2 separate regions of the Homo sapiens genome follow, and region 2 is linked to region 1. The links are chromatin contacts, found by Hi-C or POLR2A ChIA-PET in ENCODE. All regions are on one chromosome and are shown on one strand. The core of a region is the stretch at or near the end of the contact, and the rest is flanking DNA. Distances in the headings are between cores, read along the strand shown. Region 1 holds the start of LINC01176 (long intergenic non-protein coding RNA 1176). Region 2 holds the start of MINDY4 (MINDY lysine 48 deubiquitinase 4).

Region 1 (7,047 bases), core at 3,399-5,898:
CTTGAGGCAAAACAGAGTTTTGTCACCCTTTTACCATCTTTGCTATACTATAAGCAAAAAATAAGTTTCTGTTGCATTTCTTTTATGATGACTGTAGTTGAATGTCTTTCATTAGTGTCCTGGCCATGTGTATTTCCTAGTGAATTACTTGCTTATGACTATTGCCTGTTCTTTTTTTCCTTAGTGATTTATTTTTATATATTTTTAGTGTTAGACTGTTAATATATGTTGCAAATGTGTTTCTCAGTTTGCCATTTATCTTGGAATCTTCATGGCAGTGTATTTTCTTGTGGTGTTTTTGGGTATTTTGTTGCTGTCCAATATTTTTGCCTTCTTATAAAAGTAATCACACTTTTCAATCTTTGCTGTATGTTTTTGAACTTTGTGGTCATGCTTAGAAGGATTTTACCCATCTCAAGTTTACATAAACTTTCACTTGTATTTTCTCCTGGTACTTTTATATGTGGTTCATATTTAAAAACATTTAATCCATCCATTATAACAGCAGCTTTTTAAAACTGCAGAACTTTTTATTCTGCCCAATATGTTTGAGAGATTTGTGTCTTAGCAAGTGGATTTTTGCTTTAAAGTCCCATTGAACTAGTGCTGGAATAAGAACTAATAGTGAGATACAGTTTTTTGTATTATAATATTTATGCTCTTCCTCCACATCTTCATTTGGCTGGCTCTTTCTTTGTTCAGACCTCTGCATAAATCTCACACCTCAGAAAGGCCGCCTGTGGCCACCCCATCTTTATAAAATAGCCTCTCTCTGATCATTCTGTCTAAAGAAGAAGACCACCCCCATTGTTCTGCATCCTGTTCCCTGTTAAACTTCTTAGCACTTAGCACTGCCTACCTCATCATGTTTGTTTCCTTGTTTATCTTATCTCCCTTCTCCCACTAGAATGAGGACTCGATGAAAGCGAGATTTTTTTCTGTCTTGTTCATTGCAGTATCCCAGAACCCAGAAAAGATTCTGACACAAAATAGTCATCTATAAATATTTAAGTCAATGACTGAATATTTAGAAAATTATTGTGGTATTTTTTCAGAGTGTTAACTTCTTTTGAAGTGTTGTGTGAAAGACATCCATTAGTATCTCTGAAATTATGAATTAAAAAGAAGGCAATAGGCTGGGCGCAGTGGCTCATGCCTGTAATCTCAGTACTTTGGGAGGTAGGAGGATCACTTGAGCCCAGGAGTGCAAAAGCAGCCTGAGCAACATAGTGAGACCCCATCCCTATAAAAAATTTAAAAATTAGCCAGGCATTGGTGGGGCATGCCTGTAGTCCCAGCTATTCTGGAGGCTGAGATGGGAGGATCACTTGAACCCAGGAGGTTGAGGCTGCAGTGAGTCATGATTGCGCCACTGCACTCCAGCCTGGGCAGCAGAGGAAGATCTTGTCTCGAAAAAAAGGCAGTAGGCGAATATAATTCAATATAAAATAAAACTTTGTGGAGTCATCTAATGCCAGGGACATAGGTGGACCGCACCTAATGATGATGAAAATAAGACTATTAATGAAGCAGTTCACATCAGCCTTTTGATACTATGCTTTTATCAAGTTTGTGTAAATGAGATTATGCAAATAATAGTGATGGCTCTCACTTTGGAGCACTTATCTGAGGTCAGGAGTTCGAGACCAGCCTGGCCAGCATGGCAAAACCCCGTCTCTACTAAAAATACAAAAATTAGCTGGGTGTGGTGGTGCACACCTGTAATCCCAGCTACTCAGGAGGCTGGGGCAGCAGAATCGCTTGAACCTGGGAGGCAGAGTTTGCAGTGAGCGGAGATGATGCCACTGTACTGCAACCTGGGACAGAGTGAGACTCCATCTGCAAAAAAAAAAAAAAAAAAAAAAAAAAAAAAAAAAAAAAAAGAAGCAAAATCTGAATTTCACTCATCTTGAGTATGAACTGGCCCTAGTAACTTGTTTCTAACTAACAGAATGCAACAGAAGTGATGCTGTATGACTTCCAGGGCTTAGTTAGAATAGGTAATACAGCTTCTAACTGGCTTTCTCTCAGGAAGGTTCTCCGTGGAACCAAGGTTCTATGCTGTGTGAGAAAGCCCTGGCCACGTCAACCACCAAACATGTGAGTGAGGAAGCCTTCTAGATGATTCCACCCTAACCACCATCTGGCTAGAGCTGGATGAGAGACCTGAGGGAGAGCTGCCTAGCTGAGTCCAGTCAATCCCCAGAATTGTGAGAGAAGATGATATATGATTGTTGTTTCATCTCACTAAGTTTGGGATGGTTTGTTACACAGCGGTTGATAACTAGACCAGAGACCTTTCCTAGAAACGCTGGAGAACACGTGCCAGGATGGTCCTGGACATCTCCATTGTTTGCTGCTTGCTTCTCTACTGTGCCCATTGCCTGTGCTTTCACCAAACCCCCTATTAACCAGACATTGTCAGCTACCAGAAGTTTCCTGTCTTAGGATCTTGACACTTTTGAGACTCTTTGAAGTTACGAGACATGATGGACTTACTATCAAAAACTTGGCAAGCACAGTTACATCAGCAAGTGTTACTTTGTTCAAGTAAGAGGGGAAATAGTGCAGCATGGCAGTTAACCCTGTGCTCTCTAAGCTTTTACTGAATTTCAGTGGGTCATTCTAGAGACTTGGTAGCCACATGCGTGTCAGTTTGTTGATATTCAGTATTGATTATTCTCATAGGAGCTGTATATAATTGTTTTGAGCTTAAAACAAAGAAAATGATTAGTTTATGGTTCTAATCTTTTGGATTTTTTTTTTTTTTTTTAGACGGTGTTTCACTTTTGTCGCCCAGGCTGGAATGCAGTGGCGCGATCTCGGCTTACTGCAACCTCCACCTCCCGGGTTCAAGCGATTCTCCATCCTCAGCCTCCTGAGTAGCTGGGATTACAGGCGCCCGCCACCACACCAGGCTAATTTTTGTATTTTTAGAAGAGACAGGGTTTCACCACATTGGCCAGGCTGGTTTTGAACTCCTGACCTCAGGTGATCCACCCCCCTCGGCCTCCCAAAGTGCTGGGATTACAGGCGTGAGCCACCACGCCTGGCCTTGGATGTTTTAAAGTAAAATTTTCCCCACTGCAAAATAATAGATATGTGTTGTAGGAACTTTTGGAAACACAAGGCACAAAGGAAAAAATACCTTCATATTTCTCCTTTTCCCATCTCCCCAGAGACTTTTTTCTCCTTATTTGTTGGCATATGTCTTTCCATACTCTTCAATGCATATATATTCACAGGATAACATTATATGTGGTATTTTAGAACCACATTTCTAACATTCCATTTATCATGTTTTGTATTTGCATAGTATTCCATTTCGTAGTTGTACCATAATATCTTTAGACAATGCTTGTGGTCAAATAATTTCCCCCAATATTTTACTGTTACAAAAAATGTTTCGATGAACATTTTGGTCTAAAGTTGATGGATCAAGGAATATAGGGGTCATTATAAGTTAACAAATACAGCGTCAGATCATGGTACTACTCTGCTGAAAATCCCCCTTGGCTCCCATCTTACTCAGAGCCAAAGCTAAGGTCTTTACCATGACCTAAAATACCCTCAGCCATCCGGAGTGTGCATGTATGCATACACACAGACATGTACATGCCACTCACTCCTGCCTCTCTAGCTCATCTTCTCCTGCTCACCCCTGACTTGTTCCCCTGAAGCTATTCCTGGAATACACCAGGCAAGCAAGCCCCTGTGTCAGGGCCTTGGCACTTCTTCCTTCTGCCTATAACAATTCCTCCAAGTATCCACAGGCTTCCTCTTTCACTTCCTTTGTTGCGTTGGCTCAGATATCGCCTTATCTGAGTGCCCTTCCTTAACTATACAATACAAAATAAGTTCATGAATCTGCCCTCACCCCTACATTCCCTGTTTCCTTTACCTTGTTCTATTTTTCTATAACATTTACCTGACAAATCTTATGTTTGTTTATTGTCACTCTTCTTCCAGAATGTAAGCACTGTGAAGTCAAGGACTTTGTTAGTTTTGATCACTATTGTATCCATGGGTTCTAAAGCACTGCCTGGCACATAGTTGGCACTCAGTAAGCTAAGAAATAATAAGACTAACATATTGGGATTGTGGCAAGGAGGTAAGTATACTCCACTTTTTCAAGGGGATTATAAAGGGCATCATTTTTAGGTGGGAGATATTGGACATAGGAGTTTGTGAACCAAGAGACAGAGAAAGATGTTACTTGGAGATATGGAGGTTATAAGTATCAGAAGATTAGAAGTTCCGGGGATGTTTTAAAGTAAAATTTTTCCCATTGCAAAATAATAGATATCTGTTGTAGGAACGTTTAGAAATACAACTAAAGCACTTTTTGCTTTACTTGGAGTGGGTGGGACTGGAATTGGGAGGAGGGGCCATGGAGAGGCTGCTTTTTTTCATTGTGCATCTTTCTGTAAGACGTGAATTTATACCATGTACACCAATTACTTAAATAATAAGAGCATGTTTGGACTTCCAGTTTCTGGTGATGGCTGGTTATGAAAACTTGAAGAAACAAAATAATGGCTTTTTTTAAGTGAAGAACTAAAAAAACATTGAACTTCCAGGCCAGTTTTTGGATAAAAGTCTATAACCAGGGAGGGAAATGGAATACTGGAACAAAAAGCTGCCTGTGCTGAGACAGCAGTTGCTGATACCACAAACACTTGTCTGCTGTTTCTGTGGCCTGGCTGAGCCAAGAAAACATGTTAAAGCACAGAGCCCACGCAAGACAGTGTGCTTGCAGGAGACCCTACCAACAGGAATCGGATAACAAGGAGCTAAAGGTAAGGAGGAGTCAGAGCTGAACCCAGTGCCCTCTTCCCAGCAGTTGTAATGAACTGTGGCTACCTTGGTGCTCTTGGAGCAGGGAGGAAAAGAAATAGAAAATACAATTTCCCTGGAAGGCCTGTGCATATCTGCTTCCCTGAAGATTAGCTTCTCAAATATACATAGCTGGTTGGGCCAAGGATTCTCAAAATCTGAATTCGGCAGAAGCACAGCAAGATCTCTCTGGAAGAGGGCTCATCTCAAGCGTCAGGAGACTCCCGTTAAATACTTATTCAAGAATAATGTGTGGCAAGCGATAAAGATTACAAGTTACCCAAGCAACTTGAATATGAATGAGAATAGAAAATCACAGAAGCCCAGCTTCTTCCACTTAGCATAATCATTTGAGTCATCCATGTTGTCATGTGTATTCAGCAGCTTGGTCCTTTTAATTGCTGAGTGGCAATCCATAGTTTACTCATCCATTTACTAGTGGAAGATTTGTGTTGGTTCCAGTTTTTAGTGACAGTGGTTAAGCTGCTGTTAACATTCACCTAGAAGTTTTTTTGTTTTGTTTTGTTTTGTTTTTGAGACAGAGTCTCGCTCTGTCGCCAGGCTGGAGTGCAGTGGTCCGATCTTGGCTCACTGCAACCTCCGCCTCCCAGGTTCAAGTGATTCTCCTGCCTCAGCCTCCCTAGTAGCTGGGATTACAGGCACATGCCACCACGCCCAGCTAATTTTTGCATTTTTAGTAGAGACTGGGTTTCACCATGTTGGCCAGGATGGTCTTGATCTCTTGACCTCATGATCCGCCTGCCTCTGTCCCGCAAAGTGCTGGGATTACAGGCGTCAGCCACTGCGCCCGGCCTCACCTAGAAGTTTTTATGTGAATCAAAGATTTTGTTTCTCTTGAGTACATTCCTAGGAGTGGGATAGCTAGTTATATGATAAATATGTATATATACTTAGTAGGAAATTGCCAAACAGGTTTGCAAACTGGTGGTGCCACTTTGCATTCCCACCAAAAATGTATGAAAATTCCAGGTGATTGGCATCCTCACCAGAATTTGATATTGTCTGCAGTTTTGATGTTTTTGCTATTTTTTTGTTTTGACTTGGGTATACGGTGCATTTCATTGTGTTTTTCATTTTCATTCTCCCAATGCAAATGATGTTGTGTATTTTTTCATATTCTTCTTTGCTACAGGTATATTTTCTTTAGTGAAGTGTCTATTCAACCCTTTGGCACATTTTTGAAAAACTGGATTGTATGTTTTCTTACTGAATCTTGAGAATTCTTTGTATATTCTTGATACAAATCCTTTATCAAAAATATGGTTTTGGCCAGGTGTGGTGGCTCACGCTTGTAATCCCAGCACTTTGGGAGGCCAAGGTGGGCAAATTGCTTGAGCCCAGGAGTTCGAGACAAGCCTGGGCAGCATGGTGAAACCCCATCTCTACAAAAAAAAAAAAAAGTACAAAAAATACAAAAAATTAGCCAGGCATGGTGGTGGCACACGCCTTTTGTCCCAGCTACCTGGGCGGTTGTGGCTGTAGTGAGCCATGATTGTGCTGCTGCACTTCAGCCTGGGAGACAGAGTGACACCCTGTCTTTAAAAAAAAAAAAATTATATATATATATATATATATGTCAAATATATATATATATATGTCAAATATATATATATGTCAAATATATATATGTCAAATATATATGTCAAATATATACATATATATGTCATATATACATATATATGTATATATATACATATATATGTCATATATATAACATATATATGTCATATATATACATATATATGTCATATATATATACATATATATGTCATATACACATATATATGTCATATATATACATATATATGTCACATATATATACATATATATGACATATATACATATATGGCATATATACATATATATGGCATATATATACATATATATGGCATATATATACATATATGTCATATATACATATATATGTCATATATATACACATATATGTCATATATATACATATATATGTCATATATATACATATATATGTCATATATACATATATATGTCATATATACATATATATGTCATATATATACACATATATATATGTCATATATATATACGACATATATATATGTCATATATATATACATATATATATATGTCATATATATATACATATATATATGACTTGCAAGTATTTTCTATTTTCTCCCAGTCTGGCTTGTTCTTTTGTTTTCTTAGCAA
Region 2 (7,047 bases), core at 2,523-5,022, 380 kb after region 1:
GTGTTACCATAGGCTAATTGCTATAAACAAGAGTTGAGTTCCTGGCATATTTCTGGTCCCAAAAAGATCACCAATCTTTACCTGCTTATTCCAGTTCAGGATCATGAGTGATCAGGGCAAAAGGCCTGCCCTGGACAGGACAACATTCCATCACAGGAAGCACTCACACCCACACCCACATCCACAATCACTCACACTGGGACCATGTAGACACACACATTCACCCAGCGTGCACATCTTTGGGATGATGGAGGAAACCCGTGCAGACATGGGGAGGACACGCAAACTCCACACAGACAGTAGCCCCAGCTGGGAACTGATTTTTTTTTCTTTTCAACGTCATAATGAAACAATGTTGAAGGAAGCAATGTTTTTTGAGGATCCATTGTACTTGCCCTTAATCTACAATCGATTCTCAAAACAAAAGCCAAAGAGATCCTGTCAAAACCTAAGTCAGATCCTGTCTCTCCTCTGCCCAAAACTCTCCAAAGGATTCCCCATTCAGAGGAAAAGCCAAGCCCTTCTGATGGCCCTATACCACCAGGTCCCTGTTTCTGTCTCCTCTCTGCTCCCTCTGGCCTCAAAATTTCACAAGCACTCAGGTTGGTCGCCCTTGCAGGGCCTCTGCATTTGCGTTTCTTCTGCCTGCAGTGCTCTCCCTCCAAGTCTCTGCATAGCTCACATCCTCTCTTCCTTGCTGAAGTTCTACCATCGAAGTGATCTTATCCAGTCAACTTTTAAAAATTATAATTTCTGCTTGCCTTAAAAAGTCCTCCTATACTCCCTCCATGCTTTTTTCCCTCTTCAAGTCTATGATTTTTGGGGGTCAGCTGCAGTGACTCACTCCTGCAATCTCAGCACTTTGGGAAGCTGCATATCTTCAAGCTATCCTCCAGACAGGAGGATAGCTTGAGGCCAGGAGTTTAAGACCAGCCTGGGCAACATAGTGAGACCCTATCTCTATAAATAAATAAACAAATAAACTAGGTAGGGTGGTGCATGCCAGTAGTCCTAGCTCCTTGGGAGGTTAGGCAGGAGGATCATTTGAGCTCAAAAATTTGAGCTTACAGTGAGCTATGATTGTGCCACTGAACCCCGTTTAGGTGACAGAATGAGATGCTGCCTCTAAAATACATACACACATATATCTATGATACCCTTTAAATCATCTGCAGTGCTCTGTGTTTTGTATGCATTTATAAATTTTTTTTTCTGTCCATCTCCCCATTTGCATCTTTCCCCATTCTCTCTTCAAGAAGGCATATATTTTACAGTGTTAAATCTGCAGCACCCATACACCTGGCACGTGGTAAGGGCTCAACAAATATTTTTAAAGGAGTAAATGAATGGAGGAATGAATGATTTTTTCTCTTTTCACCTTCGTCTGCCTCCACGGGGGAAATCTCTCTTCTGACCTACTATATAACACCTACTATCTGTGATACACAACAGCAGTCCTCAACATTTTTGGCACCAGGGACCAGTTTCGTGGAAGACAGTTTTTGCATGGGAGGTGGGGGATGGTTTTGGGATGAAACCGTTCCACCTCAGATCATCAGGCATTAGAGTCTCATAAGGAGTGCGCAACCTAGGTCCCTCGCATGTGCAGTTCACAATAGGGTTTGTGATTCTATGAGAAGCTAATGCTGTGGCTGATTGGACAGGAGGTGGAGCTCAGGTGGTAATGTTCCTTTGCAGCTACTCACCTCCTGCTGTGTGACCTGGTTCCTAATAGGCCACAGACCCATACCGGTCCACAGCCCAGGGGGTTGGGGACCCCTGATACACAATCTCTTATGGAGCATAAATCTGTCTCATGTTATTCTTTCATTATTACACATCATCCATCAGTGTGTCTTCACAGCTGGAACATGAGGGCCCCTGGACCAAGCATCATACTGTCTCCTGCAACTCTGCCCTTCTCTCTCTACATATAAGAGCACATGGCTCTTTCTCACATAGCACAACATGTTCAAAAGAGGCTTCTCAAAGAACCATTGCACGTTGAGAGGGGAAATTGCCTGGAGATTATGGTGCAATCTGCCACATTAAAGCTACGTCCTATGGAGACTGTATAGGGTGAGATAGTTGCTTCCCAAGTGTGGTACATGTGCCAGTGGTGGTTGTAAGGTGATTTAGGTGAATGCATACCTTTCTGGTTTTGTGTTTGTTTTAATGTGTATTAGAGATTTAATAAGCACATAAAACCCAAGATCTTGTGGCTATTACTGCTTGGGAACACTTTCCTTTTAAAATAAATTGTAAAACATGTATGTGGATTTAAAGAAAATAATACATAAGTAACTGTATAGGGGTTAAGGGCTGAATTGTGTCTTTCAAAACTCCTGTGTTGGGCCGGGTGCGGTGGCTCACGCCTGTAATCCCAGCACTTTGGGAGGCCGAGGTGGGCGGACTGCCTGAGGTCAGGAGTTCAAGACCAGTCTGGCAACATGGTGAAACCCCGTCTCTACTAAAAGTACAAATATTAGCTGGGCACGGTGGTGGGCGCCTGAAATCCCAGCTACTCAGGAGGCTGAGGGAGGAGAATGGTTTGAATCCGGGAGGTGGTTGTTCACTTGGCAGTGAGCCGAGATTGCGCCACTGCATTCCAGCCCGGGCACCTGAGCGGGACTCTGTCTCAAAAAAAAAAAAAAAAAAAGAAAAAAAAATTCCCGTGTTGAAGTCCTAATGCCTGGTATTCCAGAATGTGACTGTGTTGGATAGGGTCTTTAAAGAGGTGATGAAGTGGAAATGCAGTCATTAGGGTGGACCCTATTCCAATACAACTGATGTCTTTATAAGAAGAGATTAGGACACAGGCACACACGGACGGCTAGCCACGTGAAGACACTGGGAGAAGGTGGCCATCTATAATAGAGGCCAGGGAGAGAGGCCTCAGGAGAAACCATCCAGCTGACACCTCGATCTTGGTCTGTAGCCCTCAGAACTGGGAGACAATAAATGTGTTGTTTAAGCCACATGGTCTGTGGTACTTTGTATGGCAGCCCAAGCAAAGGAATACAATAGGTAACATGCGGAAGTGGCAAAGATTGTGAAGGTGGAACCCAGGTGACTAAGTTCGGGGAAAATGTACTGGGCTTGGTTAGAAACCCAACTTTCCCAGTACCCAGCTGTGTGGGCCTCAGCAAAATCTTAGCCTTTCTGAATCTCAGTGTCCCGTTTTAAAGAATGGGGCCAACAGTAACTACCTAGCCAGGAAGTTGTAAGGATTAAAAGTGCAACCGTGAGTTAAGAGCTTGGTGATCAATAAATGGCAGTCTCATTACGGGAAAGCAGGCACCAAGGGGGCGAGGAACATCTCCTTTAATTTCGGTGCCCAAGAAGCAGAATGCTGGGCTTCCTTGCCCCCACCGTCAAGGCCCGCCAAGGTCAGTAGCGTTGGTGGCCCCAGAGGGGGCCGTGGTGCTGAGGGTGGACCTGAGGGGGTCACTTCCCTGTGAGTTTAGTCCTCCAGAAACAAGGAGGCAGGTATTCTTCCCATTTTATGTCTAGGAAAATGGAGCCTCGGAGCGGAGCGGTAATTTGTCCTAGGCCTCTCAGATGACCAGGGCCAGGGTCAGAGTGAGGCCCCGAGTCCGGAGCCGTGGACGGGGCCCTAGGCGACACCAGGGCGCCCTGACTGCGGCCTCCCACTCCGAGACGCGAGTTTGCGGGACGCTCCACCCCTTCCCTCCCGCCCCAGCCCGCCAGCCCCAGGGAAGGGGAGGAGTTCTTGCCGCGCCGACGCCGCCGTCGCCACGGCAACGCGGCCATACTGCGCCGGACAGACCCAGTTGCCTGGTGCTGCGGCCCGGCGTGGGCCTCGTGGGCAGAGCCAGAGCCAGAGCCATGGACAGCCTCTTCGTGGAGGAGGTGGCCGCCTCCTTGGTCAGGGAGTTCCTCAGCAGAAAGGTAACGGCTCGCCCCCTCCAAAGCCCAGGAAGTGGCTCTAATTTGGGGGGATCATCGGGGTCTCCCCTGAAGGCTTTGCAGCTTCTGGGAGGGCGCCCGTTCCCTACCTACTGCCTGCTCCAGAGATGCCCCAGAAGAGCGCCGCTTTCCCGGGACAGGGGAAACTACATTTCCCACGAGGCGTTTCTGCCGTCGTCACCGGGCGCTTCCGCAAGGCACGGTTTGGACCCCGTCCGCTGCCCTCCTGGGGCATCCGCGCTCCGGGGCGGCGGCAGCTGGGGAGGGGGCCTGGGGGCCGCGCCAAGCAATCCTAGCGCGGGCGCACAGCGGGCAGGCCTGCGCCCTAGCCTGGCTGCCGGCCTCCGTGCGCTACCCACGCAAGTCAGGGTCCCACTCGGAAAGAACTTCTCCCAGAGGGAACCCCAAAAGCCCAGAAAAGTTCTTGACGGTCAAACCCTTAGTCATTTTAGTCAACAGTGGGAATTCCAGTGGTTGCTTTAATTTTTGTAAGTTTTCCTATTGTCTTGTCCCAGGAGAGTTTTTGCAGTGTTCACAAGCTTGGAAGGTCCTTAGCTGTCATCTGGCCTCAGGGTGGAGATGGGGACCTCGGTGGGGAAGGAGCTCGCCGGGGGGTCTTGGGCGTGGTAGTGGAGGGGGACATACATTAGCTCATTCAGCACATGGTGACTGAGGGCTGCACTCTGTGTGTTTTGTCTGTCCTTGCAGTGTCATACTGGGCTAGGGCGATGGGTACTTGTCTTGTATGAAAACACATACACGTAATTTTTTGAATGGAGGAAAGGGGAAGGACTTTGAAGTCAGACGGAGACAATTCAAATATTTGCTACTAGTTTGCAGTGTGAACCTCAGTACTTTACTCACTGTCTCAATTTCGTTATCTGTAAAACAGGAAAGTAAGACCTACTCTTTGCAGATTTATAATGAGGATTAATATTAACATATGGGCAGCTTCCAAGCATTGGATCTGACATATAGATACAATGTGCACGTAGGTGTTCAACTTTATACCTCCTCCCACCCTCACTGTTTCTGACACCAAACAGGTGTCTCTGAAGTGCACCTGTTTGGAAAGTGTCTTTGTGTGTTTTTTATGATTTATTTTTATTTGAAAAAATTTTAAATGCGTTTGGCTTTGTCGCATCTGCCCTGTCTTTATGGCTAATTGACCTGCCATCACCTGTCCTGGCTGCATGTTGGATATCAATTGACACACCCTGGAAAGCTGACTGTTAACATCATTTCTTTTAAGTCTGGGTCACTGAAAAAAACTCTTAGAGAGGGCTTCCTCGTGTTCTTTCTTGAGTACAAATGAAATCCAGTGTCCTCACTGACATCCAAGCCTGCCCTGTAGCTTGACCCCAGCTTACCATCTCAATTTCATTTCTAGCCTCTCCCACATCCCTCCCCACCACCCCCCACTTGACATGGCCGAGTTCCCCTGGTCTCCTCTCCCTCGCATGTTTTATCTGGGCACACTAAGGCCCTAAGAGTAGAAAGGAGTTGCCCACAGTTACTCAGAAGGTCACAGTGAGCTGGGACTGCAGCCCAGGTATACTGCTTTCTCATCGCCTTCTGCTCTAGGGCAGAGACCACGTGCTCCCCACAGGGTTTTGCACAGGCAGTCATTGCACCCAGCAGTCGTAACCAAGAGAGCTGCCACCTTGGTGCCAGGTACCTAGAAGGTGCTGGTTTGTTGTCTCAGATCCTCGTAACAGTCCTGAAAGATAGGTATAAGTATTCCCTTTCACATAAGATTATTGTGAGACCAGGAGGCCAAGAAACTTGCCCAGGGTGAGCAGGTCAGACCATGTAATTCCCCTGCTCAAACCCCTCTACTGGCTTCCCATCATAATTAGACTTCAAGTCTCTCCATTACTTGGCTCTGGCTACCCTCAGACCTCATCTTCCATGACTGCTTGCTCCGCCCTCTACCCTTCAACCACTTTGGCCTACTTGAACTCACCAAGTGTGGTCTTCCCTCGGGGGAGTCATGATAGTCTCCTGGAGATGGCAGGGTCTGCTGAGGTGACTCTTCTGCTGCCCCAGCTTCTTGAGTCTGTGGCTCCACTCCTGCAGTGACTGTGCCATCCTCCCTCTGCCACCCTGCCCCATGGTCATGAGCTGGGCTTGTTGTTACCAGTACTGCGCCCTTTCTGTAATCTCAATTCCAAGCTTCCCACCTGTCAAAATTTCTAGCTTGTTTCCCATCATAGCCCCACGTAAACTCTTCTCCAGCCTCACCACATCTATATTGCATTGTTCCTGCCAACTTTTCACAGTCCCTCGGGCCTACCATAACCCACCTACCTCTCACCCACCCATCCTTATAATTGCACCCTCCATAACAGGTGCAGCTCTTTTGCGCTTCTCTCCTTTCATCATTCTCTTCTGACAGTAAAATTCCACTCGTCCTGCTCTACACTTGCGCCCATAGAGCTGAATGAGATTGGAGAGAAACACACACCACTATGTTGATGGTATCACTCTAAATCCATGGCCACTCACCCTTGTGGTGCCTTATGGGTGCCTGCCCACCTGGTTGCAACTCTCCAGACTGTTTACCCTCTGAGACCCTGGATGACCATTTCATACCTTCTCTCTCTTCAAACCCTGAAGCTCCTTCCCCATCTAATTTCACTGAGAAAACAGAAGTCTTGAGAGAAGTCCAGCAGGCTCCCACTACCACACTTACTCACCTTCCTGGGCTGCACCATTCACTCTGCTCTCTTTAGTGTTCTTGTGGATGAATTCTCCATACCCCTGGTTAGGCCCACCCCTCCATGTGTGCATGCCCTCTCTTGTGTGCTCAGGGATGTCGCTGTCTCCTGCACCATGCATTTCCCTCCTCTACTAGGTTACTCCTATCAGCACATGTTGTGCTCCTGCAGAATCCCATCTTGACCCCCAAACCCTAGCTACTGGTTTATTATTTCCTCCCTTTCTATAGAAACCCCATAAAGGACCTGTGTCTACTTTCATTTTAATTCTTTTCTCTGCTTTCTCGAACCCATTTTAATCAGACTTTTGTCCCCATCATTCCATGGAAATAGCTCTTCTTAGGGCCATTATTAACCTGGAATTTTTAGTCCTCGCCCTTCTTGATCTAATGATTAT

The links. A loop is a pair of places that touch in the nucleus more often than their neighbours do. ChIA-PET counts read pairs that join two places held with the same protein, here RNA polymerase II (POLR2A).
Region 2: a map of Caco-2 shows a loop between it and region 1 (5-fold over the local background). The contact joins the promoter of MINDY4 here to the promoter of LINC01176 in region 1. A Hi-C loop is called at or near these places in 1 of 168 maps with a recorded cell type or tissue (Caco-2). POLR2A ChIA-PET finds 5 or more read pairs at or near these places in 2 of 52 experiments (activated CD8-positive, alpha-beta memory T cell and activated T-cell).

Annotation. Positions count from the first base shown.
Region 1 is chr7:30,386,237-30,393,283 of GRCh38, forward strand. It overlaps LINC01176 (long intergenic non-protein coding RNA 1176), which reads left to right and starts at 4,649. Exons shown (of 3, transcript NR_108081.1): 1 at 4,649-4,799. RefSeq lists an enhancer at 4,831-5,449.
Region 2 is chr7:30,767,645-30,774,691 of GRCh38, forward strand. It overlaps MINDY4 (MINDY lysine 48 deubiquitinase 4), which reads left to right and starts at 3,773. Exons shown (of 18, transcript NM_032222.3): 1 at 3,773-3,912. The coding sequence starts at 3,850. All of the region lies in intron 3 of INMT-MINDY4 (INMT-MINDY4 readthrough (NMD candidate)), which reads left to right. RefSeq lists silencers at 3,654-3,703, 3,764-3,813, 4,184-4,333 and an enhancer at 3,889-4,183.